2 separate regions of the Homo sapiens genome follow, and region 1 is linked to region 2. Evidence: chromatin loops called from intact Hi-C (ENCODE). Cell type or tissue: dorsolateral prefrontal cortex. All regions are shown on one strand. Links, peaks and the distances in the headings refer to the core of each region. The heading gives the core; the rest is flanking DNA. Region 1 has its middle 7.5 kb from the start of RASGRP3-AS1. Region 2 overlaps RASGRP3 (RAS guanyl releasing protein 3).

Region 1 (2,922 bases), core at 271-2,770, 71 kb after region 2:
CCCAGAACTAGTTATTAGCAGAACTGAGACAAGAAGCCTTTAAAAACTCCTAATACATTCCTCTTTCCATCACTCTTATTTTTCCTGTAGCTAAAATGACTTCGAAGGTGGTGTTCTATCACAGAAAATGGTAGAGCTTATAGTCTGAAAAAGGTTGATCTGGGATACCATATTCAGAGAAACCCCTCTCTGGTCTGGGACAGTGCATTATAATGAAGTATCCCTCAGACACACATGAAGGCATTTACCAAATTAGTGGTCTTTAAGCCCTTGTGCTTACCTGATTGTTTTAAAGTTTATATACAAAATATTTCATCATAAATTTAAATGTTTATTGTTCGCAATAAGATGAAACGAGCATTGACTGTGATTGGAATAAATATTTCATGACATGATTTGATAGCATAGGTTTTAACTAGCTTATTGCATAGAGGTCACTGAATGTGAAAGAAGTCATGTATCAGTTTACCTATTTTATCTAGTTTATCTTAATAGATTTGGATTTCATAAAATATTTTGGTTATATTGAAAACAACCCACATCACTAACCTATATTGTTTTAGTTGGTCTGAATTCAGAATATCCCCAGACAGGTCAATTTGATCCTTAAGGGAAATACATACAATACAAAAGGATTTAAAGGGTTAGAATGCCTTCTTTATGTAAATTGGGAAAAGTTGTTTTCTCAGCTAGTTTTGGGAAAAAGTAACTGTGGAAGATGATCTAGAAACCGATTCCCTTGCTTAAATTTACTTGACTTAGCAGCATATCTCTTGCAGTGACTTCATGCACTATTCCTTATTCCATTTTGGAAAACACTATGCTAAATCATAGGCATCATTCTATCTTCTTATTGTGTTTTTATTTTTTATTTTTATTTTTCTGAGATGGAGTCTCGCTGTTAACCAGGCTGGAGTGCAGCGGCCTGATCTTGGCTCACTGAAACCTCCCCTTCCCAGGTTCAAGCGATTCTCCTGCCTCAGCCTCCCAAATAGCTGTGATTACAGGTGCACACCACCATGCCCGGCTAATTTTTGTATTTCTAGTGGAGATAGGGTTTCGCCATGTTGCCCAGGCTGGTCTCGAACTCCTACCTCAGGTGATCCGCCTGCCTCGGCCTCCCAAAGTGCTGGAATTACAGGTGAGCCACCGCTCCCGGCCGTGTTTTTATTTTTTAGAGACAAGTTCTCACTGTTGCCAAGGCTGGAGTGCAGTGGCACAATCATAGCTCACTGCAGCCTCAAACTCCTGGGCCTAAGCGATCCTCCTGCCTACAGGCATGTGCCACCATGCCTGGCTAATTAAAAAAAAAAAAATTTTTTTTTTTTTTTTAGAGATGGGGTCTTGCTATGTTGGCTGGGCTGGTCTTGAACTCCTGCCCTCAAGTGATCCTCCAACCTTGGCCTCTCAAAGTGCGGGGATTACAAGTATGACTCACTGCACCCAGCCTATTTTGTTTTTGATGGGAAAATAAAAGTGTGACCAATGAGAGGTAATGTTCTAAAGGGACATAAAAAGAATTGTGGCTGGGCATGGTGGCTCACACCTATAATCACAGCGCTTTGGGAGGCCGACACGGGTGGATCACGACACCAGGAGATCGAGATCATCCTAGCAATACAGTGAAAAACTGTCCCTACTAAAACACAAAAAGTTAGCCAGCGTGGTGGCACGTGCCTGTAGTGCCAGCTCCTCAGGAGGCTGAGGCAGGAGAATCTCTTGAACCCGGGAGGCAGAGGTTGCAGTGAGACAAGATAGCACCACTGCACTCCGGCCTGGGTGACAGAGCGAGACTCTGTCTCAAAAAAAGAAAGAAAAAATCTGTAACATGAGCCAATGAGCGAAGTCGCCCAATCTTCAGCTCACTCCCTTTGTTGTCCTTAACAATGCTCTTACAGAGCAGCTCTATTCTACACAGTCACACACTGAATACTATGGAAAACCATTTATTAGAAAAAAAGCTAGAATACAAAAGCAAATTTGAACATCATGTTGTACAGTTTAAAAAAAAAAAAAGCAAAAAGATGCATAGCCGATTGCCCATCATAGATTCTTTATGTCTGGGTACTCAGGATATCTTAGGCTGTTTTCAAGTTGTAGGAAGGGGAAATAATTGAGTGCTATGCCCTTCTCTGCAACATTTGTTCCAAATCTGAAACAGGAGGAGTAAAGAGATTTCTCCCTAAGATTGTGCTTAGGAAGTTCCTGAATATTAGTTACCTCTGTATTGATAGTAAACACTGAGTGTATATTATGTGCTATACATTGTGGTATTTTATACGGATCATCACATTTAATCCTCCCAGCTCTTCTAAGAAGGTGGGATACTTTCACTTTAGAGATTGGAATATCATGGGTTAAATAACTTGCTCAACATTACGTGGCTAGTGTACCAGGCTGCTTCCTGGTAATTTACATGAATTGTTAGTCAAGTATTTGTTGCATCCACCCATTGCTCTCAAATTTTAACATAGGTACAAATTTCATTGCCCTAGTTTGTTATACAGTAGGTATCTAGGGGAAAAATGCTTTCCATTACTTGTATTTTTTCCAGAGTAAGCACTTAAATAACTTGATAAGGTGTTAACCTTAAAAGAGTGGCACCACAAAATTTAAATTTATTACATTTCATTATCATTACAAATGAGATTTTTTAAAAAGCCCTGGCTCATCCTTTTAGGTTGTAATTTACTTTTTGTTTCATTACAAAATTTTTCACTAATTTCTACTATTTGAGGGTTAGAATGAAGCAAATTTCTCTGTAGTTAGACATTCGTGTAGTTAACTTGTGATTGATCATCTTCCACACCATATCACATAAATTGGTTTCTATTGGAAAAGAAACAATTCTGAAGCAGTTAAACCTTGAGAGATAATACAGCTGGTGTTGACTAAGGCCTTGATAAGTGCTGGAAATTTTGC
Region 2 (2,922 bases), core at 129-2,628:
CCAGAGTTTGTTGGGGAAAAATATCAACACTGTGACCAACATGAAGAGCACCTAAATGATTCCTCCTCTTCCTCCTCCTCCATATCATCACCATCATCATCATCATCATCACCACCACCACCACCACCACCACCATTATTATCAGCATCAAATCCACTCAGAATTAAGTGGAACAACAAAGGAGTAAGGGAATGTGACTTTATTTCAGGGAATTTGAGACCAGGTACTTCCAGAGCATTAGGACCGCAGACAGGATTTTTTTTTTTTTTTTCTTTGAGATGGAGTTTTGCTCTTGTTACCCAGGCTGGAGTGCAATGGCGCGATCTTGGCTCACCACAACCTCTGCCTCCCGGGCTCAAGTGATTCTCCTGCCTCAGCCTCCTGAGTAGCTGGGATTACTGGCATGAGCCACCACTCCCGGCTAATTTTGTATTTTTAGTAGAGACGGGGTTTCTCCATGTTGGTCAGGCTGGTCTCGAACTCCTGACCTCAGGTGATCCGCCCACAGCCTCTTAAAGTGCTGGGATTACAGGCGTGAGCCACCATGCCAGCAGGATTCTTCGGAATACAATATTGGTATTTTTGAGAGAAGAAAATATTGATCTTTAAAAAAATGATTTTCCCGAAGTTTAAAATTTTAACTTCTGAGGCTCAAGTTTCCTAGTTCTGGGTCTTAACTTTGAGGCATTATTTGGAAAGTGAACACTCGAGTTGCCATAGTAGGTCATAATCCTTCAATGTGGCTGAATGTGTCCATCTGGAAGCCATCCAACTGCAGGTGTCTAGCATGTATATATATCATTTCCCTGCTATGTTCGGCTGCAGCCAAATGCTAGGAGAATACCCCCTTGGTGGGACTTTGGAATTTCATGGTATTTATTACTAAAGCTTCTCTAAGATTCTCATTTCTTGTTCAACTTATGTCAGGTAGCTGTAAATATGTTGGTTTGGTTGCCAATATTCAATACCAGTAACCAAGAAAACATAAATAAAATGCAGTTAAGCTTTGTTACTTGTTAGCAGAAAATGCAACAAGGCCTTGTGAGATGAGCTCTGAGCTGGTTATTGACTTCTGTTCAGTACTTGGTACCAGTGATTCCCTGAGTTGCCAAGCTTGCTGTAATAGTGAACGTTATTCATTTTCAGACAATAGGGCCAGTGATAGAATGCTTACCAGCCAAACACAGAGAATAACAAACCTTTGTTCTGGACAATGTCTAGAAACTGATCTAATGGGCAGGCCTTAACAACAGCTAAAATTTTTGTGGGTAGTAGAAAAACATAAATTTTTGGAGTTGGACTTGGCTTTGCAACTTAACTAGTAACATGATACTGGACAAGTAATTTAACTTCTTTAGGCCTCAATTTCCTTATCCATGAAATGGAGATAATAAGACCTTAGCTTTCGGGGTGTTAAAAGATTGAAAGATAACATAGGCAATTTTCCCAACATTATATCTGTCACATTACGTTGCGACCAACAAATGGTATTTTTAGATGCTGTTATTACTTCATTTTCTAAAATCCAGGACAATGTTGATTATTAATTCCCCATTAACTTAGTGAAATCTCTTTTCAGGATAAAACAGACAACAAAAATTTTTAAATCTAGGAAAATCCTATTATCACATTAAATAAACACATCCAATGCAAGAAGGACAAAAAATTTCTTTTAGAGTTGAAAATTACAGTATTAAGTGTGGCTCCTTCCTACTGTCATTGTTAAATAACCTTTGGAGATACTGCCTCACCATCCATAAATATGGGGGATTTTAGTCTTCGTGTCATCAGTTGTGGTCCATTTACAATGAATGAACTTTGCCATAAGCACCAGGCCCATTTCTTATATTCATACTATCCCAGTAGGTTTGTGATAGAAACAAGTTTGACAGTGATGACAGTATGACTTTGGTGGAGCACACTGGGAAGAACACCTGATTGAAGAAAATAAAATAGAAAGAAAAATTCAAAGAACAGAATAGTGAACTTAAAAGGAATGAGAAGGAAAATTTAAACAGAAACAAGACCAATGCAGAAATAAACAAATAATTTCAAATATAGTCAACTGAGGCCAGGCACAGTGGCTCACACATGTAATTCCAGCACTTTGGGAGGCCAAGGTGGGCAGATCACTTGAGATCAGGAATTCAGACCATCCTGGCCAACATGGTGAAACCCCATCTCTACTAAAAATACAAAAATTAGCTGGGCATGATGGTGCGTGCCTGTAATCCCAGGTACTCGGAAGGCTGAGGTAGGAGAATTGCTTGAAAGTGGGGGGCAGAGGTTGAAGTGAGCCAAGATCACACCACTGCACTCCAGCCTGGGTGACAGAGCAAGACTCGGTTAATGAGAGCACTGGAGAGTGTGAGTGGTGGGGCAGAGATGCAGAAAGCCTAGTGGGGAAGGTGGGGATCATAGGAAAGGTGGCTCTGGTGGTAGTTACCAGAATGTAATATTTTGGATCAAGTCAAAGGATGGGAGAGAAATGATTTTCTTGAGACTGAGTCTCTCTATGTTGCCCAGGCAGGAGTGCAGTAGCAGGATCTCGACTCCCTGCAACCTCCACCTCCCAGGTTCAGGCGATTCTCCTGCCTCAGCCTCCCAAGCAGCTGGGATTACAGGCATGTGCCACCACGCCTGGCTACTTCTTGTATTTTTATTAGAGATGGGGTTTCACCATGTTGGCCAGGCTGGTCTCGAACTCCTGACCTCAAGTGATCCACCCGCCACAGCCTCCCAAAGTGCTGGGATTACAGGCGTGAGCCACCGTGCCTGGCCCATATCTGGATTTTTAAAAGATTCTTTCAGCTGCAGAATGGAGAATAGATTGTAGTAAAGACCTATACTGTGGATGGGGAAACCAGTTAGTAATTGGTTAAAATCATTCAGGCAAGAGATGATGGTTGTCTAAACCAGCAT

Evidence for each region. Peaks named below come from ENCODE experiments on the same cell type or tissue, not always from the same donor. Only the 100,000 strongest peaks of a DNase experiment are listed, where the experiment ranks them.
Region 1: a loop joins it to region 2, with 16 times the contacts of the local background. A loop is called at or near these places in 3 of 110 quality-filtered maps.

What each region holds. Positions count from the first base shown.
Region 1 is chr2:33,575,493-33,578,414 of GRCh38, forward strand. No RefSeq gene overlaps it. Among named protein-coding and RNA genes, the nearest start is that of RASGRP3-AS1, 7.5 kb to the left of the region's middle. In dorsolateral prefrontal cortex, for the core only: no CTCF peak of the experiment used is centred there; a DNase peak (open chromatin) is centred at 1,740; H3K4me3 peaks cover 853 bases; H3K27ac peaks cover 2,361 bases.
Region 2 is chr2:33,505,045-33,507,966 of GRCh38, forward strand. All of the region lies in intron 1 of RASGRP3 (RAS guanyl releasing protein 3), which reads left to right. Among named protein-coding and RNA genes, the nearest start is that of RASGRP3, 30 kb to the left of the region's middle. In dorsolateral prefrontal cortex, for the core only: no CTCF peak of the experiment used is centred there; a DNase peak (open chromatin) is centred at 1,084; H3K27ac peaks cover 2,500 bases.